7 separate regions of the Homo sapiens genome follow, and regions 1, 2, 3, 4, 5 and 6 are each linked to region 7. Evidence: chromatin loops called from intact Hi-C (ENCODE). Cell type or tissue: A673. All regions are shown on one strand.

Region 1 (4,000 bases), 710 kb after region 7:
GTTTGTATTAGCAGTTCTCTTTTTTAAGTATATTACCTCTGCAAAAACACTATAAGCTCCTGCATATGAGTAACAGAGTGTTATAACTATTTGTATCCCCTGTGTCTCATGGGATATCCATCCAAAATTATTTGAAGTCTAAAGAATTCAGTATTAATTAATCAATTTTGATGTTTCATTTAATTATTTGTATAACAATTGGTAGAGAGCAATCACAAGCATATATTAGATTATTATTGTACTTTTTATTCATGCAATTTCTTTACGTAATTTGAAAGGAAAAAAAATAAATCAAACTTGTATTTTAGAATTAGGTTGGCAAGCCGGGTGCGGTGGCTCACGCCTGTGATCCCAGCACTTTGGGAGGCTGAGGCGGGCGGATCACGAGGTCAGGAGATCCAAACCATCCTGGCTAACACGGTGAAACCCCGTCTCTAACTAAAAATACAAAAGCAATTAGCCGGGCGTGGTGGCGGGCGCCTGTAGTCCCAGCTACTCAGGAGGCTGAGGCAGGAGGAGAATGGCGTGAACCCAGGAGGCGGAGCTGGCAGTGAGCTGAGATCGCGCCACTGCACTCCAGCCTGGGCGACAGAGCGAGACTCCGTTTCAAAAAAAAAAAAAAAAAAGAATTAGGTTGGCAAACCGTTTTGTAAAGGGCAGATAAGTATTTTGGATTGTGTGGGCCAGCCCATCTATAACACAGTTGTTCAACTCAGCTGTTGGTGTGAAACATTCATAGACAATACACAAATGAACATACATAGCTACGTTCCAGTAAAACTTTATTTACAAAATGAGTGGTGGCCTAGATTTGGCTGCCTAAAGAGTTTTCCTAGTGTGTTGTTCTAGGGTGTTGGTGAGAATATATTAAACTAAAAACATATATCTTATTTCAATTGTACGTAGAGATACAAGTTTATAAAGTAAATAAAGCAATATTCCCTCAGTAGAGTAGATTTTCCTTAAACACTTTCTGATATTCAGCAAAACTTATGCTAGCAAACATATATAATGTGATCTTTGGTACTGCAAATTTTGAAAATACTTTGCAGTACAGCATAACTTTGTTTTAAAAATATTATAATCGTTCATGTATTGATGGTTTCAGTGGTAAGATTAGATAAAACAATAAAATAAATAGTTGTTACATTTTTCTTGAAAATTGAAACAAATAATTATCATTTACTGATGATTCAGAGTTGATTTTAAACAGTTTCATTATGGAGTATAATTTTTTTTATTAATAAATAAGTACATTTGGAACCTTCTAAGCAAATGCCACTTTAAAGCTTTTCATAAATATCTGCCTTTATCTTAGGCAGATTTGCCCTGGAAACACACTCAATGTGTATTCTGGGTGCTCCTCTTTTGCATAGCTCCAAATTTTCTGAAGAAACAGATATATACCTTTCATCATCTCTGTATAATTCATAAAAGTACCCAGAAGTCAAGCTTTAACTTTTTATTTGCAGGTTTTAATAAAGAAAAATATTAAAATATGACTTGACTTTAGAAGTTGATTTTCCTGACAGCAATCAATAGTCCCAGCGAAATGTTAACAATTCATTTTGTTTTCCCTGGTTCAGTGTATCATAGTGCCACCTGCTGGTGTAATTAAAGAAATTGCCAGTATAATGGAGGAAAAAGCAAACATAGTGGGCATAGTATGAAAGTGGACCGTGAGAATCTAGAAAGTTAAGTAATGTACTGTATGCAAAGTACGTAAAGTTACTTTAGCTAATTTGAATTTTACTTTTTAAAAATTCATTTAAAAATGCAGTAAAAGTGTCCATCCAAGACCTGGAAAACGTTTGTAATAGCAAAAGTTTCTAATGAGGAGTTGACTTTAGGTACAAGAATTGCTTTTAATTCAACTTTTTGTTTGAAATTGTTCTAAATTTTTTATATAAAAGCATTTTAAGAATTTTTAAGACTATTTGAACGCAATTTGTGCGATGCACACTCATCAATAATAAACATGCCTTTAATCAATTTTCCATTGTATTTCCTGAGTCTGTGGGTGAATGATCACTGCATGCTACAGTCAGAGTAGCCTGCAATACAGGCCTCTCTCTTCCCCTCTCAAGTTCTCTAATTTCTTTTATTCATGGAAATCACCTAAACAATTAACAGAAATGTAAACCTGCATTTAAAATAAAAATAATTAGAATGGAAGTATTGGTGCCAGCTTACAAAAGGCTTATAATTTAACTCTAGAGTGTTTGTATGGGGAGAGGCCAGGAATGACAGATCCCTGCTTAGAAACTTTGTTTGTTTTTATTGAATAAATGAAATAAAAGTTTTACCACTCTGGATTAACTCTCAGCAATTGGCTCTTAATTTTGTTTAACTCATCCTTCCAAACATATTTTGGATAACAGTTTACTGTTCTTTTCCTGGGGCAGAAAAATAAAGTAGGGGAGAAATGGCAAAGCAGATGCACCCTGAAGGTGAAATTTTGTAACAGGCAAAGTTTATAAAGTCACGTTTCTGAGCGTTTTTCGGAGGGGATTCTAGAAACGCTCATGTCTTTATGCTGTGCTCTAGTTGCACAGTGCTGCCATGAAAACATTTAGTACTTGGAATATTTGCTGTCTCCCTTAATGTAGTCATCCATGTGCCTGCCATGAACCAAAGGTCACAGTACCCCTCTCTGCATCCTTTCTGCTACATAACTTGGATATTTCTTTTCTTGCTTCATTTGTAATTCTCTGGCTTTCAATACTTTTTTTGTAAGTGACTTAAAAATTTTTTAAAAAATAGTCTGGGTACAAAGCATAAATATACTCAATAAAAAAATTTACTGTAGGTTTTATTCTCTTGAAGACCTTTTTTGGGGAAAAATGATCAGTTTTACCAGTAACTTAAAGAATTATTGGTTGAGGTTTCGTGTGGTTGGTTGTTTTCAAAACCTTCTTTAAAATGAAAGGAGTAATAAGAATATGAGCATTTTATCTACCTAGTATATTAGTGCCAAATTATGGGAAAGATGCAAAGTCTTTGGGAACCTGGAGGTTCACAATCTGTTTATTGCTTTTTTGCTCCCTAATCAGAGCAGACCCTACAGGAATTTAATAATGAAGTTGCCAAGACAACTCTGATTGAAGTTTCTACTTGCCATCCAGACCAAAAAACAAACAAATGAACAATATCCAACACTCTTGTAGGCTTTCCTAACGTAAAACAAATTTAATGTAATTTCTATAGCAAAAAAAGTGATGTCTCATAATGCTTATATATTCTACTAAACTATAGAAAAACCATAACTTATCACCAAAACCATAGTAGCACGTACCTCTGTGGAGACATATCTAGACACTCATTACTTAACCTATATAGCGAATACTTTATACTGATCAAAGTATTAATATTCTTTTGAGGAGAAAATTCATATTGTTGTTCTGTGTTGCTTTATCATTAAATGATGGTCAATGCCGACCATCTGCTTGAATGAGCAACAGGAAAACTGTCTAATTCTATTCGATGATAATTTCTTGAGAATTTGAGTTGACATAACATTGAGAAAGCCTATTTTTATTTCCTGAAACAATTTATCTCTGTATATGTTTGCTAAAAGTGCTTTTCCTGTCTCTAAATAACTGTTTTAAGATATAGTTTCAGTCTGAATAGAAAAACTGCAACTCAAACCATCATGCTTAAAATTTTTAATTTAGACTTGGGGACTGCCTAGCCCATCCTTTGACACCCTACAATGTAGAACCTCTTAATAAATAAACCACTCTTGAGTACTGCATTGGGTAACTTTTGAAGATGCATGAATTACTGAAAGCTAGTAGAATGAGATTTAGTAAAAATGGATACTAATTTAGTAGAAAGTGCCTGCTTATACTATAGATTATTGCTGCTACAAAGATAATGACACATTTTCTGCTAGTGTTTTATTAATGTCCATTCTGATTAAATGAACATTAGTCATAAACTAATTCAAAGACAAAGACATGACTGTTACTTGCATAAATGCAACCATGGCTATGGTAAT
Region 2 (4,000 bases), 1.2 Mb after region 7:
GGGAATCCTGTGCTTATATTGATTACCACTGGGCAGAAAACAATCCCAAGGCAGAGTGATGTGTTCAGTCATAATCTGCCAAAGAGTAACCTGGATCTTGCTTTTAATTTTGGGGCCTGGGGAGGGGAATTCCAATTTAGCCTGGAAATTAGAGGCTACTAAAATTACCTATAGGTGATGGTTTTTATCCAACTTGTCACTCCTAGCCTGAATAGAAATAGTAGGAGTTACTGAAAGTCCAGAATCTCTGGAAAATGTTGAAGGCTCAAACCAGGTGCCTGCAGTGGTCTTGGTGTGGCTAATGAATTTCTGTTAATATCTATCATTTTGATTTTTCTGAAGTTAGGTGATAAGAAGGTAATCAAATAATCCACAAATATTTATTCAATGCCTATATAATAAGAATCTCCAGACATTTAAAATGTTTCAGATACTGTCCCTGTCCATAAAGTGTTTACCCTCTTTCGATGAGAAAAATACTTTGAAAATATTTATTTTTTAAATATATTACTAGTAACATCAAAGGTATAGCAGAGAAAGTAAAATCTCATAAGACTTCAAAATGTTGCCTATATACTGTGTGCTATCATAATTGCAAACAGGTTTTAGTGTTTTGTAAGCACAGCTATGAAAATAATTTACCTACCTGAAGTGAGCATATCAGTCACAGAATTAAAGACTTAAAGAGTTAAACTTATTTATCTGTTTTTGTTGCTTGGGATTGTAGATATTTTAGCAAATAATAACATGTTTTAGAAAATACAGAAATGAATTCCAAATTTCTGCCCAGCAACTCAGCAATGAGAATCTTCCTTATGTCCAGTCTGCTTTATTTATGCTAAGTCAATGTGCCAATGTTTTTTTAAAAATTCCCAAAGAGTTCAGAAAAACAGAACAATCCGTATCCCTTTGCCCCACCAAGTAATTCTAAATCATAACTTTCTGATTCTTCGAGATCTTATCCCTATTTTCCAACTCATTCATTCAAACAACAAATGAGGAGAGGTGGAGAGGGAATGAAGGAAGATAAATAATAGGTGATAAATTTGGGGAGGAAAAGTAAGAAATGAAAAGACCAATCAGGTAGGATGGAACGTAGGAACACTGTAAAAATTCAACCTGAAAGTAAACAAGTAAGCTTATAATAGTCTAAAACTGAGTAAAAAATTTCTATCCATACACCTACTATGTACCCACAAAAATTAAAAATTAAAAAATTGTAAAAAGTTCCGTTCGAGCTTCTCTAAACCTGGCAACTAAAAAAAAAAAAATCAATTACATATTAATGAAGTCATTCTCCTCTCCTTCATTAGAATTTTAGGTCACTAAACTCTTTTCACTTATTAATTGGCATCAGTATGTTGATTTACTAAGGATCACAGAGTATATCCGCTGTGGAAGCAAAACCGGACCTGACATTTGCTAGCTCAGTCTGCTGCTTTCACATATTTTTTTGTTAGAAAAAAAAAAAACTGTCTCTCTTTGCGAGAGTAAAGACGAAGAATTATCAGAGAAAATATGCTATTATTTTACCAAATTCATCAACTATAGAAAGTAGAAGCATTCCTTCAAATATCAGTAGCTGTTTGAAACTTTTGATTAATCAGTAACCCTACAAAAATAATATGAATATGAATAAAGATAATTTAGAAGACACCTATGAGTAGCAAATTACATTGATTATAAAATATAGTAATTTAAATACAGTCATATATGTAATGATATAAAAGTAAAATGTTAGAGTTTATGAATATAAGTTATATTGAATTATTCTTAGCTAGAAAAATTTTAAATTAAGACTTTATCACAAAAGAAAATGTGAATGTAGGATGTCATAGGATTAGTTTACATTTTGCTTTTTCCTAAAGTATTATTCTATATAGGGTATAAAATTTGCCAGTGCATACACACTCATGTACACACATAGTGTTTACATATCGGAAATGTATTATATATTTCATATATGTATATATCACAAAGAATAAAATATTTCCTGTTAAAATGTATTTGGTAAAAATCTTTATAAAACATGTTTTCATAATAACTAAAAGCATACTGAGACCGAACACAATTTTATATATAAAATGTAATTCAAGAAAGACTTTTAAGTGCACTATAAATACATTTTAATACATGAGTATGTAATGGAAATTTTCTGATCTTTCTCTGCCACCTAGTGGTATACTCGACAGTTTGTCTTTTTTAAAAGGCTAGTGCAAAACTTATTGAATTGGAATTTACATATTGGAATTACAGACTCAGTCATTTAATACATATGAAGTTATGAGTAAACAGAAACAGAAATGCAGTGTATGCATTGTATGGTATTCATATATTACCTTGTCAATTACAAGGTTTTCCAAGGCTTGCTTTGCTATTTACAAAATGTAAAACTTCAAGGTTAGAACGAACAGGATAGAGCTGTTGCCGTAAGGCATAATCTTCCAAATCAGGTTCCAAAGGAACTGTCAAATGTTATGTGAAGTTTTAAAAGTCTAACTAGCTATCATGTACTGTTTAAGTATTTGTAATCATGTAGGAATTTCTCAAGCACTTGTATGTACACTGGTTCACTTAGTTATGTCACATAAATTAAAATGTATATGATGTATTTGTTGTCAATACTAACTTTAGAAATTAATTACCTATAAAAGCAGAAAAATATATTGAAGTTATTTGGATAGAATGATAATTAGACAAACAAAAATAATTATTGGTTGCACATTCATGCTCTTCTGTGTGGTAGAGAGTCTATTTTCTTGAATGAAGGAGAGGTTTGCGAGAGCAGATACATGTAGTTTCAAAATAAATGATAAATACAGAAAGCCATACATTTCTAAAATAAAACACTCAAAATGAAAAGTTCAGGTGTGTGTTATTTAAAATGCTCATTATACTCAAGGACAATATTGATAAGTTAATATCTTTCCTTTGAAATATTTGCTTAGTAAAAAGAGCTTGTTATCAGCCTCCCGCTGCCCCTGTCTTCATCCACCTGCTGGGAGATGCACGTGCTTTTGTGAGGGAAGGCTGGTGTATATGAAAAACTTACTGGGTCTTTATAATTATCTGTAGCTAAGAGAAGCAACTTTTTCATATAGTGAGAATTGACTAATGCAAAGATTAAAATGTCCTGGTACCTGGACACAATTAATATTACATATTATAGAAAGGGAAGTGATTTATTATAAAATGAACGAAAACATATGACTTATTTGTCTTAAAATTAACATTAATAGAAAGGAATGAATATCATTTTTTTTCTTTGAGAAAGGTCAATGTACCTTTGCACCTGTTTCTGTACTCTTAATCTGGGAAATGACTATTCTATAAGATTAGCATTCATAATTAATTTCTAACCCTGTTATATTGTTACAGGATCATTGGGGTGTCATTTTTCTGGTCGGAAACCTCTGTGGGTGGCATTGTTGCCCTAGTTGCCCTAGTAGCTCGGGCCTACTGGGCTTGTTTTACCTGCTTGTCCTGGCAATCTGCACTCAGCTCACACTACCAGCCTGGGTCCCATACTTGCCAAGCGTGATTCAGGTGTGGAACAGCAAAGGGTGTGTGAATGAATGTGGGGTCTAGCCACTGAGCACAATCAGATGTGACAGCTACCACAGCGGGACAGGCAGCTCCAGGTGCTGGCTTGAGATGCCAGGAACTGCAGAGCCCCAAAGAGTCACCGCCCTGGCTACAGAAGCTTCCAGGTCTGGGATTTCTGAAGGGCCTCAGTTCTTCTTTACTCTTCAGCAGCAGTGTGTCGAGCAAGGGACATGTTTCAGCCCTGTTTGTGTTACAGCTCTTTTAGCCCCACCATTTGACAGATCCAGAGTTCTTCTCCTACCACCATGAAGAATGAGATATGGAAACAAGTGGGACTATGAGCAAGATGAATAGGAGCTTTATTGAGTGATATAACAGCTAAGTCTCCTGCAGGGGGGCAGCTCCTTTCCACAGCCATGCAGCCACAGTGTCCAGATGAGTGTTCAGCTCCTAG
Region 3 (4,000 bases), 500 kb after region 7:
TATTACTCTTTGGAAATCTCAAAACTAAGAATGGTCTTGTTTTTCCTATCTGCCATGAATCACCAGAGATATGTTTCATCTTAGAAATTTCACTCTCCAAAGTGAACCTCCTTCTGTAACACACAAACTTGATTTGGAAAACAAACTTAATTGCAAAGCACCAATTTGTCTTCAATATTCATTATCTGTGAGTCTTTATTACTGTCCTAGAAAATTATATAACAATTTTCTTTTAATTATCTTCCTGAGGATACACCTCATTTCCTGATGACAATTGGAAAACATCCAAATGGCGACCAGCCATAATTATGATATGTTACTTAATCAGAAGCTTCAGTAGCTATTCACAGTCACTATGTTTATTAACTTCAGTTTCAAATCATGACATTATTCTAAACTTGTTCATAAAGTATTAAGACATACCATAGATATGTAAAATTTGATGAATTTATTTAAGGGTTTTGTAAAAAATTGTTTTGTAAAATTGTCTTTCATTGACTCCGGTTATGTGGAATAATTAATATATACATAAAATATACACACATAGATATAAGGAAGGAGTCAGGTATTTTTATTCTTATAAAATGTGTTATGGTAAACAAACATGTAATTGGTTCAAGAAGAAAGGCCTCCGCCAGACACTGAAGATTTCTGTGACAGAAAAGAAATACAAAAGGAATGATGGATAAGAAAAGTGATAGGACATTTAGAAAAAGAAAATAAGGGCTCATGCCTGTAATCCCAGCACTTTGGAACCAACCCAAATGTCCAACAATGATAGACTGGATTAAGAAAATGTGGCACATATACACCATGGAATACTATGCAGCCATAAAAAATGATGAGTTCATGTCCTTTGTAGGGACATGGATGAAATTGGAAATCATTCTCAGTAAACTATCGCAAGAACAAAAAACCAAACACCGCATATTCTCACTCACAGGTGGGAATTGAACAATGAGAACACACGGACACAGGAAGGGGAACATCACACTCTGGGGCCTGTCGTGGGGTGGGGGAAGGGGGAGGGATAGCATTGGGAGATATACCTAATGCTAGATGACGAGTTAGTGGGTGCAGCACACCAGCATGGCACATGTATACATATGTAAGTAACCTGCACATTGTGCACATGTACCCTAAAACTTAAAGTATAATAATAAAAAAAAATAATTTAAAAAAACATAAAAAAAAAAAAGAAAAGAAAATAAGGATTTCTCCTCTTTGAGAACCTGGAGATTCTGCATGTGATTGCGGGTTTTGCAAGAAGGGAAAGATGTGGGACGATTGCCCAGAAGCCAACAAAGCACTTTTCAAGTCTTAGAGCATCAAACCGTATTGTTTCTTAGGCTTGTGTATTAGCACACATGGCGTGGTCAAGGAGAAGCCTAGACAGAATTATAGTCACATCTCCGGGAGTCATAAGAAAGATTTTGTCATGCACAAGAGAAAAGGGACATTTTATTATCATTTTTTATACCAAACCCATTTATTGAGTAAGCACTTAATAAATGTGAGCGAGCAGTTCCTATCAATGGTGACGTCATTAAAAAGATTGCTGGATTAAGTGCAGCTATTGGATGCTTCCAGCAGGGGGAAGCAGACCTCTTTATAGTTAGAGTGACTGATTTCAAAGATGGCCCATTTGCAACTAACAATTACCAAGGAGTTGGTTTGTTGATATTCCAGAGTTGAGATCACCAAAACATGACGATACTAGTCTATCTGCTTAATCATCCTTCATCTGTAAACATTTATTCCTTCAAACTGCATTTTTTAAGTAAATCTGATGGAGGCAATAAATATTTTAGAATCACCACATGAAGATACACAAAGTATTTTATATATTATATACATTGGTAAATGGATTACTCTCCTTTAGTCCATAACACAACTTCAATTAATGATTTATATTCTGGACTGCATATTGAATATGGAGGCTAGAATCATAGACTACTAGGCAGGAATCTTCAAAAGTTGAGCATAGTTGCAGACAGGTTGGAAGTGCGAGCCATGCATTCACAACTTTGTATTCCTACTTAGCTATGACTATGCCCTTGATTTTTCTTTGTCCTGTCCAACTGCAAGGAAGAGAGCTAGCAAAGGTTTTCTAATAATATTTATTCAGAATTCTAAACTTATCAACATGCCAACTCAGACAATTGAAACTGCTCCTATGCACATGCCCTTGTCTTGCTCTGCTAGTCTGAGTTTCTCGCAAGGTAAACTGAGAACAGCCAGAATTTCTGGATTTCTTCCAGAAACTCAATCTCTTTGCTTCCAAGTCTGACACCCCAGCTTAAAGTTAGAATTATGAATAAATAAATATTAGTAGCACCTTTTGGAGTCATGATGAACTCATAACACAAAACTCAAACTCTCAAAATTAATTACTTTGTAGTTTCCCAGGTACCTTTCTGTGAACAATGCCTATCATACATCATTTATATATAGAAAATGTTTGTCATTATAATTGTTTTGCTTGCTAATTTGTTCTTTTTGGTTTATAAGGCTGAAAGTTTGGACTCTATTTGAAAAGCAAAAAAACAATGAACAATTTTTTAGGAATAGTGGATGTGCTATTGATACGGAATTTTAAGCTTTATGTGTGTGTATGTATGTGTAAGAGACACACACACACACAGAGAATGTGATATATATACATATATATGTATATATATAATCTTTTGATACCACAAAGTTCAGAGCAAAAATTTTTAGACTGCAGCCAATGGTTTAGATGTCTAAAGGGAGGTAGCACGTCCATATTTGGATGGGAGGTGAGGCAGACATGCTTGAAGATGCAGGGATGATGCGTAGCAATACAGGAGAGGGGATCACACAAAAGCTGAGAGAGGAGGTTTGAGATGAGAGCTGCAGGACTGCTATGTACAGTTATGCACAGTGTCCATTGTACAACTCCGGGAGGACAGTGAATACCAATTCCAGTGAGTTGTGCCCTTGGAATTGTGTGGTATACAATACACAAATCTATTGACCATGTATGGTAGTCTTACACGTGACAAGTGACAAAAAACACAGGAAGCTCCTCAAAAATATTTATGAGGTGGCTGGATTATGTAACATCATGCCTAATAAGAACCTAGAATATTTAGTTTAGATAACAACAGAAAGGATGACCACAGAATACTGGAAATTTCAGAGTGGAGAGATACTCTTATAGTTTAAATAAATATCTTTTAAAAAACCACTGAAAACTTACTTTGCTTATTGCCCTATCAACTAAGCTTTTCCCTTTGTATGCTACTTTGCAATTCTGTGATCAGAACTAATCTTAATTTTCCATTCCCTTGATGAAAAAAATAACCTATTAGTTTCATACGTATTTGTTCCTATTGTCTTTGGATTTCTATGCCATATTCATTTTAATTTTCACTTGAAATAATCTTACATTTGTTATCTTGTCCCCGCACAGCTAAGCCTCCTTCAAGCTATCCCTATTCTCCATCCTAGAGTTTAATCCCGTTAAACATAGATCTCTTGTTACAAAGAGTGCATAGAGAGATGTATACTTTCTTTTCTTTTTTTTTTTTTTTTTGATATGGAGTCTTGCTCTGTCACCCAGGCTGGAATGCTGTGGCACGATCTTGGCTCACTGCAACCTCCACCTCCCAGGTTCAAGCGATTCTCCTGCCTGAGCCTCCTGAGTAGCTGGAACTACAGGCACCATGCCCAGGTAGAGACAGGGTTTCACCGTGTTAGCCAGGATGGTCTCGATCTCCTGACCTCGTGATCCACCCACCTTGGCCTCCCAAAGTGCTGGGATTACAGGCATGATTCACCACGCCCGGCCGAGATGTATACTTTCAATAAGCATTTATTGTGTACTTAACACTATGAGTGGCAAGAAACCACTCTTCCCTGAGTGGTCATGGCTTCGATACAACTTCTTTCTCTCTCTCTTTTATATTAAACAGGAAAATCAGGGCTATTTTTTTCTCATTGAAGTAATTTAAGAGTATTATGCTTCAGCTGCTGA
Region 4 (4,000 bases), 180 kb before region 7:
TGGGGTCAGGAACCCACTTGAGGAGGCAGTCTGTCCATTCTCAGAGCTCGAACGCCATGCTGGGAGAACCACTGCTCTCTTCAGAGCTATCAGACAGGGACATTTAAGTTTGCAGAAGTTGTCTGCTGCCTTTTGTTCAGCTATGCCCTGCCCACAGAGGTGGAGTCTAGAGAGGCAGTAGGCCTTGCTAAGCTGTGGTGGGCTCTGCCCAGTTTGAGCTTCCCGGCCACTTTGTTTACCTACTCAAGCCTCAGCAATGGCAGATGCCCCTCCCCACTCCAGCCTGCAGCCTTGCTGGCCAATCTCAGACTGCTGTGCTATCAGTAAGCAAGGCTCTTTGGGCGTGGGACCTGCCGAACCAGGCATGGGAGGAAATCTCCTGGCCTGCTGGTTGCTAAGACTGGGAAAAGTGCAGTATTTGGGCAAGAGTGTACCTTTCCTCCAGGTACAGTCTGTCATGGCTTCCCTTGGCTAGGAAAGGAAAATTCCCTGACCCTCTGCGCTTCCCAGGTGAGACGATGCCCCGCTCTGCTTCGGCTCACCTTCCGTGGGCTGCACCCACTGTCCAACCAGTCCCAATGAGATGAACCAGGTACCTCAGTTGGAAATGCAGAAATCACCCATCTTCTGTGTTGATCTCACCGGGAGCTACAGACTGGAGCTGTTCCTATTTGGCCATCTTGGAAGTGACCTCACCATTTTGTGCTTTTAAAAGACTTATTGATCATTGTACAATATTTCTAAGCAACAACAATGTGATCATAAGTTTTAGAAACTTCCCCACAATATTTTGTGGTAAAAAATGTCTTCCAGATTGAATTATTACAATTGTTACTGTCATATAATTGATCAAAACAACCTAACTAGTTCACATATTTTACTGGAAATCCATAATTTACTGAGATGAATTAATATTCTTACTGCTTGACTAAGTCAGGGTTTGTTATCAATTCCATTCCAATTTTTTGTTGTTGTTGGTTTTGGGTGTAAGCATGATTTATACCCAAATTATGGTTATAAGTAGAGACAAAATTACAATATCATCCAAATTTAAATGCATTCCTAATTTACTTGTCCATTTTAATGTATGCAAATTTTAGATCAAAAGGAAAATAATCAGATAGTAATTTATTGTCAAGATTTACTTTTAGTAAGCAGAGCATCAGATGAAAACTTATTTCAATTTGTTTGTTTGTTTGTTTTGAGACACAGCTTCTGTTGCTCATCCTGGAGTAGAGTGGTATAATCACAGCTCATTGCAGCCTTGGCCTCTAGGCTCAAGTCATCCTCTCACCTCAGCTCTCCAGGTACCTGGGACTACAGTCAGGTGTTCCGGGCCTTGCTAATTTTTTTCTTTTTTCTTTTTTTTCCTTTTTTTTTTTTTTTTTTTTTTTTAAGAGATGGGATCTTGCTATGTTACCTAGGCTCGTCCTGAACTCCTGGGCTCGAGATATCCTCCCACCTTGACCTCCCAAAGCATAGTTTTTCTTTAATTTTGTTAGAATCAAATAATTTAAAAGATAGTTTAGCAACCACTTGACTTAACAAAACTTTTGTTGAACAATCATTATAGTGATTTCCTTTCTCTTTACAAACACTAATAATTGAAAATTCTCTTTGACTAGCATCCAGAGGTTTTTAATACCACAGGGCAATGCACTATAGTGAGACTCAGAAGGGATGAGAAGTAGGTGTTTATTTTGTAAAATGGAAGAACAGCAATTGTGAAAAAAAAAGAAAGGAAAGAAAGAAAGAAAGAAAAAAGAAAGAGAGAAGAGAAGAGAAGAGAAAAGAAAAGAAAAAAGAGAAAAGAAAAAAGAAATAAGGCTGGAAACATGGTATAGCACGTAAACCAAGTTCGTTGGGGAAAATGCAAAGGACATTGAGGATCAGAAAACTGATTGCCTTAACACTCTTTAGATCAGCCAAATTTTCCAGAAAGTCTCCAAGTACCCTCAGAAGCGTAAGTTTACCAGTTGGAATTGCATTACTACAAAGCCAATTCTAAGACATAGACATGAAACACTCTGAGAAAAGCCTTGGCCACAAGATGTCACCAAATTTCCACTTTCTACTTTAAGGTGCTATTATAAGCTTCCTTCCTTCAAAATGATCCGCAGCAGCATTTGGGTTTTGAACAAGAAGAGGACAGATAAAGTACTCTGATTCTTTCTTAATTTTAAAAGAAAAAAAAAATCAATGGGTAAGAAGGGAGGATGAAGAAAAATAAATTAGTTTTGCAGTATTATCACATGTTATCTGGGCCTTAACAAATTAGTTTCTAGTAAAATGTGATCCAATGAACACATTTAAATAAAATTAAAATTAAACAATTTAAAGTAGGTACTCTAAAGTGGAAAAAAATCTTGTGTTAATTTGCTTAGGAATCTATTTTGTTTTAAATAAAAAGTAAATAAAATGAAAAAATATTGTAAAAATGAAGATTTTATTAAAATCCTGAGAAAATTGATAACTTGTCAATAAAAATAAGCCTATCCCTCAGAGCAAATTTGTGTTAGAATAAAAGGCATCTGTTTATCCATATACATAGCTCTATGCAGCCCCTAAAACATTTTATTATTCAAGTTTACTTAGTGTTGAAAATGTTACCTATTGCTTAGTTATTCAAGACTGTTATATATTTATAGTATTTATTGTACTGTATGTATGTTGAGAAGTTAATTATTGATATGCTAAATTTGTTATAGTTGGGAGTTAACTTCATACAGATTAATATGGATTAAAAATCCAAATTTCTCAAAATTCTAGATTTTTAAAACATATAGACATTCAAATTACATGTCAAGTTGTGAGTATTAGCATATTCCTCAGTTTTCAGTGTGAATATTAGCATATTCCTCAGTTTTGAGATTATTGTTTCATAAATGTTTCAAACCACATTATTATGTATGTTAAGGGTATTTTAATTAATCATTCCAACTCTGGCATAAGTAGACAAACTACTTAGTAATGTCAAACCAAAATAATATTCTGGCAGTCTCTGTCAGTAAAATGTCATTTTATCTGAAACATGAACAAACTAATTTCTGTTGTTGTTTTTGATATTTTTCTTTGAACATTATAAAAATTTTCAAACATAAAGCAAAATTGAAAGAATTTTAAATGAGTACCTGTATATCTTCCACAAGGTCCTACTATTAACAGTTTAGTATACTTGCTTTATCATATCCATCCATCAATCCATCCCCCATCCATTAAATCTCTTTTATTTATGTAAGCACTTTAGAGTTCAATATTTGTGTGTGTTTATGTGAAATGTACATATACTACAATGTACAACTCTTAAGTGTATATTCACTGAGTTTTGACAAATACATACATCTGTACACAGTCAAACCCATATCACGATATAGAACGTGACCTTCCTGTAAGAAAGTTCTCATAACCTTCACAGTAAATTCCTACCCCAACAACTCTCCAGAGGCAACCAATGTTATTTTTTTTTCCACTGCAGATTGGTTTTGTTTGTTCTAGGCTTTCTTATAAGTGGAGTCACAAAGTATGTACCCTTTTGTTTAAATCTTCTTTCACTAAGCCTTCATGTTGAATGCAATGTATAATTCATTTATTTGTATTATAGAGGAGTATTTCACTATATATGCCATAGTTTGTTTATCCAATCTCTAACTGAACATGTGAGCTATTTCCTTTTTGAGGCTTTTCTGAACAAAGCTGCTATGAATATTCTTGGATATGTCTTTTTGTGAATATATGCTTTTATTTCCCTTTAGTAGATGCTTATTAGTGAAAATGCTGGGCCATAGTGTAGGGATATCTTTAGTTTTAGCATTTAGCATTTAGTTGTGGCATTATACAATCCTTACAAAAAATGTATGAGAGGTCCAGTTTTTCTATAACATCACTAGCATTTGGTAATGTTTATCTTTCTAAATTATAGTCATTCTGGTGGTAGTGTCTTGTCTCCTGGTTTTAATATGTATTTCCATAGTGACAGTTGACATCGTATACTCTTTAATGA
Region 5 (4,000 bases), 460 kb after region 7:
GTATCCTAGGGAAACATGGAAAGTTTATCATCAAAAGTCTGTACATTTGACAATAATACTTTAAAGGATTTAAAACAATTTAATGAATTTAAAAGATTCATATAATCTCAATAAATGCACTAAAAATATTGGTTTAAATTCACGAAATATTCATGATTTAAAAAAGACAACTTTGAAAATTATAAAGAGAAAGAGTTTCTTTCTTTGATACTTACAACAAAACTTATACTATTTAAAGGTCAGAGACCTTTCCTTTAAAATAGAAATGACGGGTTCTGTACTAATAGTGCTTCTATTCAACACTTTGAGAATCTAGCCAGCAAAGTAAGACCAAAATAAATAAAACCAAAAAAAGAATTGCAAACAATGGCACAAATGAACCTTATTAACTGATAATGATAAGTCTGCTCAAAACTTAGAGAATTTACATGTACATATTCAGGGACTTCTCCTTTAAGTATGGCAGGATAGTTTATTCGGATCAACTTCAAGCCTTAGGGGAAAAAAAAAAACAGTCTTTGTAAAAGACTGACTAATGAACTGACAATATTGGAAACAATATCAGGCCAAAACCTAAATGAAAAAGTAAACCTAGGGTGAATATACAGTTAATATATGCAATAAAACTAACATAAAAAACTGTGCTATGAGTTTGATGTCTGCCCTTCAGAGTGAGGCTTTTGAAATAATAGGCTACTGTCTTATTTTTACTTCCTAGACGTCCATTTCTCCCAGATAATTGCAGTCTAACTCCCACTCAAACAATTTCAGTGAAATTACTCTCAAATGATCCAGTCAATCTAACTGCCTGTTAGAATATGCTCACATCTCCTCCTTTTCATTTTTCCTTTCTTTTTCTTTCTTTTGTCATCCTTTCTTTCTCTCCTCCTATCACTAATTTTCCCTGTTTTTGGTAAGTAAAAATAATCAATTATAATTTGCTAAACGTGTGCAAAAGTAAAAAAGAAAATTATTATGTAATACATCTTATTTTTTGGAACAATAATTTGAAGTGTCTAGTTATTTAGACATAAACAAGTCAGGCTAAAGGATCTGTAGATCATATCTTCATGGATTTAATTTTGAACCTAATGATATTTTATTGTGAGTTAATGAATGCATATCTTAATATCAGAATTAGAACAATATTGGTGCATTTTCATCAGAAAAAATATTTTTGAAATAAGCTATATTAAGCAAATTTAGTTGCTTACTTCATTTTCTATATAGTTAAACTATTTCCTATTTCTTAATTTTAATTTTACTACAATTATTTTTATAAAATAAATTATTTTGGTGTAGTTGTTTTTTTGACATTCATCAGTTTTGCTCTTATCAAATTTTATTTTTTATTGTTTCTGCCACTAGAAGCTTTCTTTGTGTTCATTATTTTCATAAAGTCCAACAATATTGGGCCAATCTTGTGAGGACTAAGCTTTGATATTTTTTAGCTCACCCAAATTCCTACCTAGGGGGTCTAGAGAGTCATGCCCTACAAACCATAAATTCTCATCAGATGGGTTTTATTGGCCCTATTTATTGTGACTTAGTTTTCAATCTGACTCTGGCATAACATTATGAGACAGGAAAAAAAAAATTTAACCCCAAAGCATATTTCTTTGCCATGCCTCGAAATTGCCCTGCAAAGTCTCTTGTGGGAAAAGCCATATTCTATAGAGAATCCCCTTCCCCCTTTGTCTTCCTTCCTTCCTTCCTTCCTTCCTTCCTTCCTTCCTTCCTTCCTTCCTTCCCATATCCAGGAGATAATCAACGAAGAGCCAGGCACCCTTTTAAGTACGATAAAAAACAGTTTACCACCTGCTCTCTCTAAAGTCAGCTATCTAAGAGCTTCCTCTGAACAATAAAACGTAGTCTCCACAGTTCTTTATCTTTAGCCTGAACATTCCTTTCTATCAATTCCAGATTTTAGACAAACTCAACCAATTGTCACCCGGAAAATGTTTAAATTTACCTATAGCCTGGAATTCACCCTCTTTGAGTTGTCCCACATTCCTAAAGCAAACCAGTGTATTTCTTAAATGTATTTGGTTGATGTCTCCTACCTACCTGAAATATATAAAGCCAAGCTGCACCCCGACCACCTTAGGCACATGTTCTCAGGACCTCCTGAGGGCTGTATCATGGGCCACGGCCACTCATATTTGGCTCAGAATAAATCTCTTCAAATATCTTACAGAGTTTGACTCTTTTTGTCAACACTGGCAAAAGTAAAATATGTCAAAATGTTAGATTTTTCTTTCAGTTTTTAGGCAGTTACAAATTTGCTATGTGCAACTTTAGATATTGGTAATTTTATATTTCACCGATAGTTCTACAACATATAAACTATAAAAATGTCCATTAACAGACATAGGTGCACAAGAAAGATCACTTTCTTTTCTATAAATCAAATTAATTTCTAAATCCAAGACCTGTCATTCTAGGCTAGTGGAAAACTCCAGTTCTTCCTGAGTCTGTGACCCCTTTGCAAAATTTTATCAGGATAATACAATGCCAGTGCACTGGGTGGGATTTATTTTATTCTCAGTATCATCAGGTCTCAACTTGATATAGATGTGAGATTTATTTCTGCATACCCCTTCAGTATTAGCACATTTCTTTGATTTTTTTGCTGTAATAAAAATAATCTGTAAGGCCTCCTACCTTAGTTTCCATCTGCTATGCACAATGCAAACCTTCCTTTTAGGTATCTAATAATTATCCTTAAGGTGATTCCAGCCAGCAGGGCACAGGTTTCCTTTGCTCTTCTGGCATAAGAACATCTCTCTGCTCCACCACTTGAAGTATTTCCTTTTAATCTTTTAATAGGGCAGATAGTCCCACTTTCTTTCCTTTATTTTTTTATCTTTCAATTTTTCTAAGAGCTTAAGATGTATGAAAATTCAAACTTAAGTCTACCTCTATGTACTAGCCCCGTAAAAATGTTCCCTGTAGCATTAAAATAAGGGATAGGCTGCTTGCTTGAGTGAGATACAGGAACAGAGGAAAGTAGAAGAAAGAAAATTATTTCACAATATTATAAAGCCATGTTAGTGTAATTTTTATATAAGCAGTGGTCACTTGTCCTAACACAATCAATAAAATATGATTCTTCACTTACGTTGCTTTTTAGATACATAGTAAATTTTCCCTTCAAACATTTTAGTTGCTGTATTAGTTTGTGTTTATTTCTCTACCAATAATACTAAATTAATTCTTCTAAAAGAGTCAAAGTGTGTATTTAGCAAGAAGCTGAGGACATTCATAGGGCAGAGGTTTGCTAGCTAAATTTTAGGCAGACAAGGTTGAAATTGTTGGCTTCTGGCAAATTTGCACTCATTGTAATGGGAAAAAATTATATATAACAAGACACATTTTGACTTGATAAGAGCTTCTCCTAGTTTTGTTCCATGTTCTGCGTTTTAATTTTTGCTAGGGGGAAGAAGAACAAATTTTCATGGGTGAAAATGTATTGCAGGAAGGTGTAACCACCTGATGGGTTCTTCCTGCCCCCTGCACAGATGAAAACAATTTACTGAGACCACAGCATTGCTGTAAAGATTAATTGACATGAGGCCAGTCATGCTATGTGGGAGACAGAATTATCATTACTCAAATTAATCTCCCCAAAAATTAGGAGGCTAGGGTTTTTCGAGGATAGTTTGGAGGGCCGGGGAGTCCACTTCTCGGTAAAACCATCCATCCATTAGTCATCAGAAATGCAAAAGTCTGCCCAGGCTTGTCTTGAAATCCTGCCTCGGCCTCCTGAGCAGCTAGAATTTCAGGCACTAGCCATTGTGTGTGGCCGGATGAAACTTTATGTTACTGGCTGATAGGAGATGGAATTAACACTCAAATCAATCTCTCTGAAAATTTGGGGATCAGGGATTTTAAGGACAGTTTTGTGGGTAGGGGATCAGAAAGTAGAGTGTGCTGATTGGTAAAGTCGAAGATGAAATTATAGTGTTGAGGCTGTCCTCTTGCACTGAGTCAGTTCCTG
Region 6 (4,000 bases), 650 kb after region 7:
TACGGGTCTGTTTAATGTTTTATTGGGTGATTCTTTTTTCATGGATTTAAATATCATCTCCATAGTGATGGTTTCTAAAATTTTAACTTCATTAACATTACCTTTCTAAGATTCATGTCAAATTCTTAATTGAAATCTCTATTTGGGGATCTCATGGACAGTTTATATTTAACTTGTAACAGTTTAAATATCATTTTTTCCCAGTCTTACCTGTCTAACTTATGTCATAAAATAAGAGCAATGTAACACTTGTAGCCCTTGTCAGAATTCTAGGAGACATATTTAAGACCCTTCTAATTTTAATCCATTAGTAATAAAAATAACATTTATTGAATGTATATTATGTGCTATGCACGACACTATGTTTACTACAGACATTATTTAATCTTCACAATCCACATATGAGGTATATATACTATTATACACCTCCTTTTCTACAGATGGGAAAAAGCTTAAGTGACTCATGGAAGGATGTTTAGCTAGTAAGTGACGTAGCCAGGATTTCAGAACAGACCATTTTGTTTCAGAGTTCATATTTTTATAGTCATTACACTATATCTCAAATTATAATAAAACTACACGTAACACATGCATAACATTTATTATGATCCAAGCACAGTTGTAAGTGCTTTAGATATATTAAATCATTTATGAGGAATATATTTTTATTATGCCTATTTTGTACATCAGGAAACTGCACAGAGAGGTTAAGTAATTTTCCCAAGGCCAGTAAATCATAGAGACAGAATTTAAAACTGACCTAGGCTCCAGGGAGTGTGTTCTTAACCATAGTGATATCCACACTTTTGGTTGACCTGTGGATTCTACCTGCAAAATCCATTTTGATGTTTTCCATGGCTAGAGAGCAAAATCATGCTAAGGTTTGTAGGAAGGATGCCAGAATGCATAACTTGTTAGGGAGCTGGAATGATAATCAAAATATTCCAGGTTGGATTACCTCAGACTACAAAGTGCAAAGAGATGTTTCGGATTGTTATTAAAATGTCTGAGTCTAGCCAGTTGACAAATGCAGGCCTCACAGTAGGAAAAACCACCACTAATTCTTTCAGCAAGCTAGGTAACTATTACAGGTAAGCAGGAAGCAACCTGAATGACTCTGTTAATCATTATGAGAATGTGAGATGGATAAGCCAGACAGAAATATTCATACTTTATAGTCTCATTTTATAAGAACCAGAAGGGTTGCAGGAGGCATCATTTTGCCAAACTACTGTGCAAGTGCCCTGGGACTAAGACCCAGATATTCTAATTCATACTCAGATGGTCTTCCTATTACATTATGTGTGCATCCCTTGGTTCCTTATTGGAGTTTTCAGAGTAAGCCAAGAAATAAGGCCGTAGATTTGAGAACAACTAAAGATACACGAAAAAGCAATGCCACATATTAAGAAACAAGGAAACTGGTATCTGGTGGTCACCTTACTAAGAAAAAATTTTGAAAGGTTAACTTCAGTATTCACAGATTTTGGCAGATAATATTTCAAAATAAATTCCTATAACTTGGAGGAGAAGAGGAAAGGAGTGGGGTTAGCTTTTAGAAAATCTATTTTCATATCATGTTTGGTTGAAATATTTTAAACTAGAATACTAATAAGCACTACTGAAGATATTTCTACAGTTATAAAATTGTATAATATAGAAAAATATAAATGTATGTGGGACCAGCTCATTTGCATGTAATTTAAATATGTCATAAGAGAGTTGAACAACAGCGAACTTCAAATAGAACTATCGGTTATACTAGAGTATAGGTACAAAATCAAGATTAATCAGGAAAAGTTAAGAAGTATCTTTATATAGACCACATTTTGTAACCAGTTAAATTTTAGAAAAAGGTACATATGTTCTCAAAGTTTAATTTTCACATTGACATATATTGTGAAAGCAAAAAGAATAAGGTTTATAGGAACATAATTGGGTGCTAAGATAGGTGAGGTTAGAGCTATCACAGATGCATAGGTTATAATTTAATGAATTCTTTTCTATATCATTATTAAAATATTTTCTGAAAAATAACGGGATTGTTGGTGGAGGACAAGAATCATCTACCAAAAACTCCTGAGCTAGTTGGTTTTCAGAAATCATAACTTTTTGTATTTGAGAAATGTAATGTGGAGCTTAATTTAAATGTTACATAATCCTCGGGGGTTTGAATAGCACCCTATAATCAGTCATATTAATATTTACATTACAGAGAAAAAAAAGACTATAAATATTCTATCGTCAGGTTAAGTCAGATTATTCCACAAAATAAGTTCAAGTTAGGTCAGATTTTGCCCTTCCAAAGTGAGTTAAGGTAACAGTTTTCAGAGCTTTAGGGTATCAAAACTGCACGAAGGCTTGAGGCACTATCCAAGAGCACCACGGTGATTAACAGTGCCATCTAGTGGCAAAGAAGTGAATCTGTGCACCCGTACATATTTGTCAATGACTATAATGCTAGTAACACTTATATTTAACAAAATAATTAATCAAGTATTTTCTCTCTGGGGATATAAAAATAGATAAGAAATTTTCCCCTACAGAGAGGAATTTTTAGTCTACGAATAAAGACATTGTGTACACATACTGTCAGTACAACATAATTAGTGTAATGGAAGATGGTAATACGGGAGAGGCTCTTACTTGGATCAACTGGGGAAACGTTTTCTGAAAGAGGAAGCAGCTGAGTGAAGACTTGAAAGTAGATGGAAAGGGGTAAGACTGCTTCTACAAAGAAAATGCAGAGAAGAAGGCAAAAACAGAAATCCAAACTGATAGAGGTATTGACATAAGATAAAACTAAACAGGACAAGAGGAAAGATTCCTGACTCATATATAGTAACTTCTTGAATGCCAAATGTTAAGCATGTTTGTTTATTTCTAGTTTTTAATATTCTATTTGATTTAATGTCACTGCTCTTTATTATCAGTCTTTAATGGAAAATAAAATTTAAAATTATATATTATGTCCTATATCTATAAAATAACTTCAGATTCTTTTGGAAATTAAAAAAACCTATTTTTTTTATAAATTATAAAAATAATATAAAGTATTATTTTAAATAATTAATCATTTGCAACTTACAATATAAACCTTAAGGTATGGGCAGTAATCTACGCATGAGGGTAAAATGTGTCTCAATTAGAGAGTTAACTGGATTATTGCATCATAACAATTTACCGTCAATCCAATTGACTCTACTGATAAGTGTTTTAAATTATTATTTCATAATTTTTCTAATAATGACTCTTTTTTTCATTTTATTTGCTTCTATTCTTATTGAGACCTATTTTACCCTCAATTGTTTTGCAATGTTTTTATGATATTTGGACATTCTGGTCCATGTTTCCCAAATTATAGCTTTATTCCAATTTTAATGTAATAAGAATATTTATTTTTCTATTTGGTGAAAATCTCTCAGACTACCACTCACGGAACTTTTTTTTTTTCTTTTGGCCTCTGTATAGATCAAACCGGAAGGATTCAGAGCCATTGCAATTCAATAGGCCCATATTAAGATACAGAAAATGCATTTGCTATTCTTCATCCTCTAGGTAGTGGCCGCAGATACCTGTATGTGGACACATATACACAAAAATGCAACTTTAATTTGATCAAACAATACTCATACTTACTATTTATAAAAATTTATAAATAAATAAATAAAAGGCAAGCAAGGATTGGTAAACAATCTACAGAGAAAAAAAAATTTGTTTAAGAGTGTGATGCCAAGAATGCTGTGTACCTTGGACAGGCAAAGAAAACTAAGTTCAGTAGAATAGTGAGAATTAAAGGCAGCCGGCAAGGAGGCCAGAAATGCCTCTTAATTCCAACTACATTTTTTTCGTACAGGTCTTCCTCCCTTTCCATGTTCTGTTATGTTTATCTGTTCACAGTCTTTCTCCAAGAGACTATGAAAGCTTTATGAAAAAGTCCACCTGCTGTTTAACTTTGTATTCCTTGTATGTGGCATAGTACATAGCATGTATGCATTTT
Region 7 (4,000 bases):
TGACATGGGAAGTGTGCATGAAGCACTTTTGCTGAACAATGAGTACGATGATGGTTATTTTGAGAAAATCACTAGGGATCTAGTTTGAATTGCAACTGAATTATCTGCTTCTTACCATGGAATTTTTTTTTTTTTAACTTGAAAGAGTGACTGCCAGACAGACCATGGTTATTCAGATGTGTGCATTTGGAAAATACTTTCTCCAAAATGAATGAAATGAACTTTTTACTTCAAGAAAGCAACTGATAGTATTTGTTGTCAGTGATAAATTTCAAGTTTTCAAGCAAGGGAGGATGCCTTTATATATATGAGGTTTACTTTAATATCTTTTTCTACTTAACTTTTCTGTAAATTATCCAAGAGATGGCCTGAAAATGGACTCTATTAAGCAACTCCTCCCATACGGTGTTCTGTTATTTGACACAACCAACTGGTACAATTCTTGTTGTGGTAAAAGAGCTACTTCCTGCAAAATAAGATTTTAGTGGCCAAAGACTACACTTTTAAAATGTGATTTAGCAATTGTATTATCTTACCAGTAAGGGGCAGCAAATAACAATGTTTGTTTGAAATACTAAGCTATTACCTTACGGTAATTTGGAATCTGTCCTTTTCTTCTTCTGTTTAATGAAGAAATCTCTGACTCCTTTCTCACTCTTCCTAGTGATGATAAAGTCAGAGAGATTGAGGATAAAAGGGACATTCTAAAGGGAAAATAGTAAATTATGACATTTAAACTACAATACTAAGAAAAGGATAAAATCTGCCTGTCCTTTAGGCTGACAAATGGTGACTTTCTTTTCTAAGTTGGGTCCTAGTAACTGCCATAAACCAAGTATCCACAAAACGTATTCAGTCCACTAATGAGAAAGAGAAGGTAAAAGTAATATCTTGCCTTAATTCAATATTTCTATCAAAAGATTGGTTTCTCATCTGTGCTTTAGGAATCAAGTTTTAAAAAAACTTTTATGTCATTTTAATAAGTATTTATCAAGCATGTACCATAAGCCAGGGCCATTCTAGGTATTTGAGACAAATGATAAGCAAAATAGATATAATACCTGTTCTTGTGGTACTTTGCTTTGGAGGGGAAAGTTATCCAAACTAAGGGAGGGGCTAGGTAGAACAGAAGAAATTATGAACACCAGACATAAACAGAGAGTAAGATGCTAGTGAAAGGATGGACAAAAGCCAAGTGATTGTGCTGGCAAAATTTCTTCAGAAACTTCTTTTGAATCTTTCACTATTTTTTTCCCGTCACAAATGCTGATGTGAAAAATGTAATGTTTTTCTTTCATCTGGATAAAATCTCTATCTCAATACCCTTTTCTGTCTGAAGGATAAAGCTTAATTATTTTCAAGTAAACTTCATTGCTCCGTGGATTTCTGAGTGTTTCACTTTACTGAAATTCAGAATCTGTTCTCCATAACACTCTTTCACCTTAGGTTTAGGAAACAACTTTTGTTGTTTGAGCTGTCTCAATGCTGTGTTGTAATCTTTGAAATATAACTCATTGCATATGGTACTCATGAGTTCTCTTTCCATGCTGACATCAATATCAAGATGTGATTACAACCAGGATGTGATCTGCTGTTGTGACTTCTGGCACTCCAGAGGGCCTCTGCAGGACAGCTAATGGGCGTGCACACACGTGCTCTCTCTCTGTCTGTCTCTCCAACTTTTACATTGTTTCTGGAATCTTTCAGAATTCCCAAGCCAAACCAGGCCATAGGATGCTCACTGGGGCTGCATCAGATCTTTCACTGCCCCTATATCCTATGTGGCTATATTTAAGAAATTGAACCTATATTCACCTAGAAAAGAAAATTATGTGGAAATATTCTGTGGAATAGAACATTTCAGTTGCTCAGGGTCCCATAAGTAAAGTAGGCTCAGAAACCGTTCACTTTTACAGTCCTTAATATATTCTGGGGGTTTCTATTATCCATACCTACACTTTGATACTTAATAGTTGGAGGAATTAAATGAGATATACAATCTTTTACAAGGCTTTTGAACTTGAAGGCTGATATTTGCACTTATTCCAGAAGAGTTTCCTTGAATGAGGGGTAGTCAATTAATGAAAAGGAATTTAAAGGAAAAAATGATACGATACCAATCAAGTAATGATTTACAATTTGACGTATATGTTCAACTACACCATTATTTAAGGATGAAAATCAAACCAACACATAACTTCTATCTTAAACATATTTCTCTTCTTTTTACTGCTAACCTTCTCAAAAGAGAAATACCTACTTCTGAATCATCCAACATGTAAAATTTCCCAGTTATATGGCATATATGAAATGGACATAGAAATACTTTGCAATTTCATGCAATTTCATGAACGGTCTTGTTTCAAGTTCACTAATGCACATCTGCATTAGAATACGGAAGTTTTTGTTTTTTCCAGAATTCCAATATTGTCTGTGAGTTTTAGATTCACCTGCAGAGGGCAGCAAATAGTAGTGCAAATCCCTGTTCTTTAAATGCTTAGGCCTCAAGTTTGGTGGTAGTAATTGATTATGCAATAAACATGAATGCTTGTTTACGTTACTTAAAATCAACACTGAAAGGTTGTTTTGATGTAAGAAAGATTTTTTGTGGCTACTTTAAAAAAAAGTAAATGCTGGGCCGACAGTGAGTAAGAAGTAGTTAAATTTATTTTTGGTAGCTCCTTATTCTTCTGGTACTTCTAGAGCTTTTTTTCTAGACAGCTACGACCTGCTTACTTAAATAAGTTTAAGGCAGAAACCATGAGAGATAAGTAAAGCACTGACATTGGTTTTTTGCTTTAGTGGTATTTGCTGAGCACAGAAGGTCTCAAGCATTAGTTGTTAAGGTTTCACGGATGGAAGACAAAGCCTATGACCCACTCAAGTTCAAGATTATATCAGGAGATTCCTTCTAAACAAAACTGGGACCCCAAAGTGTTATACTCCCAGTTTAAGAATGCATTAGAAATAAACTCTGACATTAATCTGGAACAGAACAAAAAATTTCCTATCTTGAAACTTGATTATTCAACCTTTATTCTCATGAGAGGTGGAAAGAATTTCTCCTGAAGAGTCACAACCACGATTTGGCTTCTATTCAAGTTTGTATCCAGAATTCACACCACCTGGTATTATGAAACACACACACTCAAGCAAAAAACCTGAAGCCAGTGATATAGTTTAAATTGATACAGACTGATAATGTGCACAAACACCTGACAGAAGCAAATGCTAATCCTCCCATGAAGAAATCCACTTTCATCTCAGGCCTCAAATAATTTCCACAGATAAATTCAAATGAAAATGAGAAAATTGAGGCCAGGCGCAGTGGCTCACGCCTGTAATCCCAGCACTTCGGGAGGCCGAGGTGGGTGGATCACCTGAGGTCAGGAGCTTGAGACCAGCCTGGCCAACATGGTAAAACCCCGTGTCTACTAAAAATACAAAAATTAGCTGGGCATGGTGGCGGATGCCTGTAATCCTAGCTGCTCAGGAGGCTGAGGCATGAGAATCGCTTGAACCAGGGAGGCGGAGGTTGCAGTGAGCCAAGATCGTGCCACTGCGCTCCAGCCTGGGCAACAGAGTGAGACTTTGTCAAAAAAAAAAAAGAAAGATCAAAGTAAAAAGAAAAAAGTCAATAAATATATAGGGAAACAAGACACTGTGAATGAGAGCAAGTATAAACAATATTAAGGCTCAAAAGTCTTCATATGTAGGAACTGTAAAACTGAAAAAATAAAAACAAGCTTGTTTAAAATGTTTCAAACAAATATATAGAATGGTGAGTAAAGAGTTAATAGATGTGTAAAACCCAACAGTTCTAGAAATGAAAAATATAATGAAAATGTAAAACTCAACAGACGATTTTACACAAAATTGTCTGTAATTGAAACCCAGAGTTATAAAGAAATAGAAAATACAAAAGATACATGAAGGAAAGAATAAGACGGTCTAATATTTATCCAGTTGGGATTATAGAAGAAGAGAGATAGAGATAGAA

What was found. Hi-C counts contacts between places; a loop is a spot of excess contacts. Peaks named below come from ENCODE experiments on the same cell type or tissue, not always from the same donor. Only the 100,000 strongest peaks of a DNase experiment are listed, where the experiment ranks them.
Region 1: it touches region 7 in a loop (7-fold over the local background); 40 of 110 quality-filtered maps call a loop at or near these places.
Region 2: it touches region 7 in a loop (8-fold over the local background); 9 of 110 quality-filtered maps call a loop at or near these places.
Region 3: it touches region 7 in a loop (7-fold over the local background); 12 of 110 quality-filtered maps call a loop at or near these places.
Region 4: a loop joins it to region 7, with 9 times the contacts of the local background. A loop is called at or near these places in 11 of 110 quality-filtered maps.
Region 5: it touches region 7 in a loop (7-fold over the local background); 2 of 110 quality-filtered maps call a loop at or near these places.
Region 6: it touches region 7 in a loop (9-fold over the local background); 68 of 110 quality-filtered maps call a loop at or near these places.

The regions. Positions count from the first base shown.
Region 1 is chr3:87,295,909-87,299,908 of GRCh38, reverse strand. No RefSeq gene overlaps it. Among named protein-coding and RNA genes, the nearest start is that of POU1F1, 21 kb to the right of the region's middle. In A673, a CTCF peak has its summit at 1,613 (motif pointing left); a DNase peak (open chromatin) is centred at 1,598; H3K27ac peaks cover 1,545 bases.
Region 2 is chr3:86,772,464-86,776,463 of GRCh38, reverse strand. No RefSeq gene overlaps it. Among named protein-coding and RNA genes, the nearest start is that of VGLL3, 220 kb to the left of the region's middle. In A673, a CTCF peak has its summit at 2,181 (motif pointing left); a DNase peak (open chromatin) is centred at 2,153.
Region 3 is chr3:87,501,684-87,505,683 of GRCh38, reverse strand. No RefSeq gene overlaps it. Among named protein-coding and RNA genes, the nearest start is that of POU1F1, 230 kb to the right of the region's middle. In A673, a CTCF peak has its summit at 1,582 (motif pointing right); DNase peaks (open chromatin) are centred at 253 and 1,593; H3K27ac peaks cover 370 bases.
Region 4 is chr3:88,178,639-88,182,638 of GRCh38, reverse strand. No RefSeq gene overlaps it. Among named protein-coding and RNA genes, the nearest start is that of C3orf38, 31 kb to the right of the region's middle. In A673, a CTCF peak has its summit at 2,039 (motif pointing right); a DNase peak (open chromatin) is centred at 2,078.
Region 5 is chr3:87,546,162-87,550,161 of GRCh38, reverse strand. No RefSeq gene overlaps it. Among named protein-coding and RNA genes, the nearest start is that of HTR1F, 240 kb to the left of the region's middle. In A673, no CTCF peak of the experiment used is centred here; DNase peaks (open chromatin) are centred at 751, 1,671 and 2,501; H3K4me3 peaks cover 794 bases; H3K27ac peaks cover 4,000 bases.
Region 6 is chr3:87,349,204-87,353,203 of GRCh38, reverse strand. No RefSeq gene overlaps it. Among named protein-coding and RNA genes, the nearest start is that of POU1F1, 75 kb to the right of the region's middle. In A673, a CTCF peak has its summit at 2,422 (motif pointing left); a DNase peak (open chromatin) is centred at 2,393; H3K27ac peaks cover 422 bases.
Region 7 is chr3:88,001,803-88,005,802 of GRCh38, reverse strand. No RefSeq gene overlaps it. Among named protein-coding and RNA genes, the nearest start is that of CGGBP1, 55 kb to the left of the region's middle. In A673, CTCF peaks have their summits at 525 (motif pointing right), 2,255 and 2,458 (motif pointing right); DNase peaks (open chromatin) are centred at 512, 1,582 and 2,462; H3K27ac peaks cover 2,399 bases.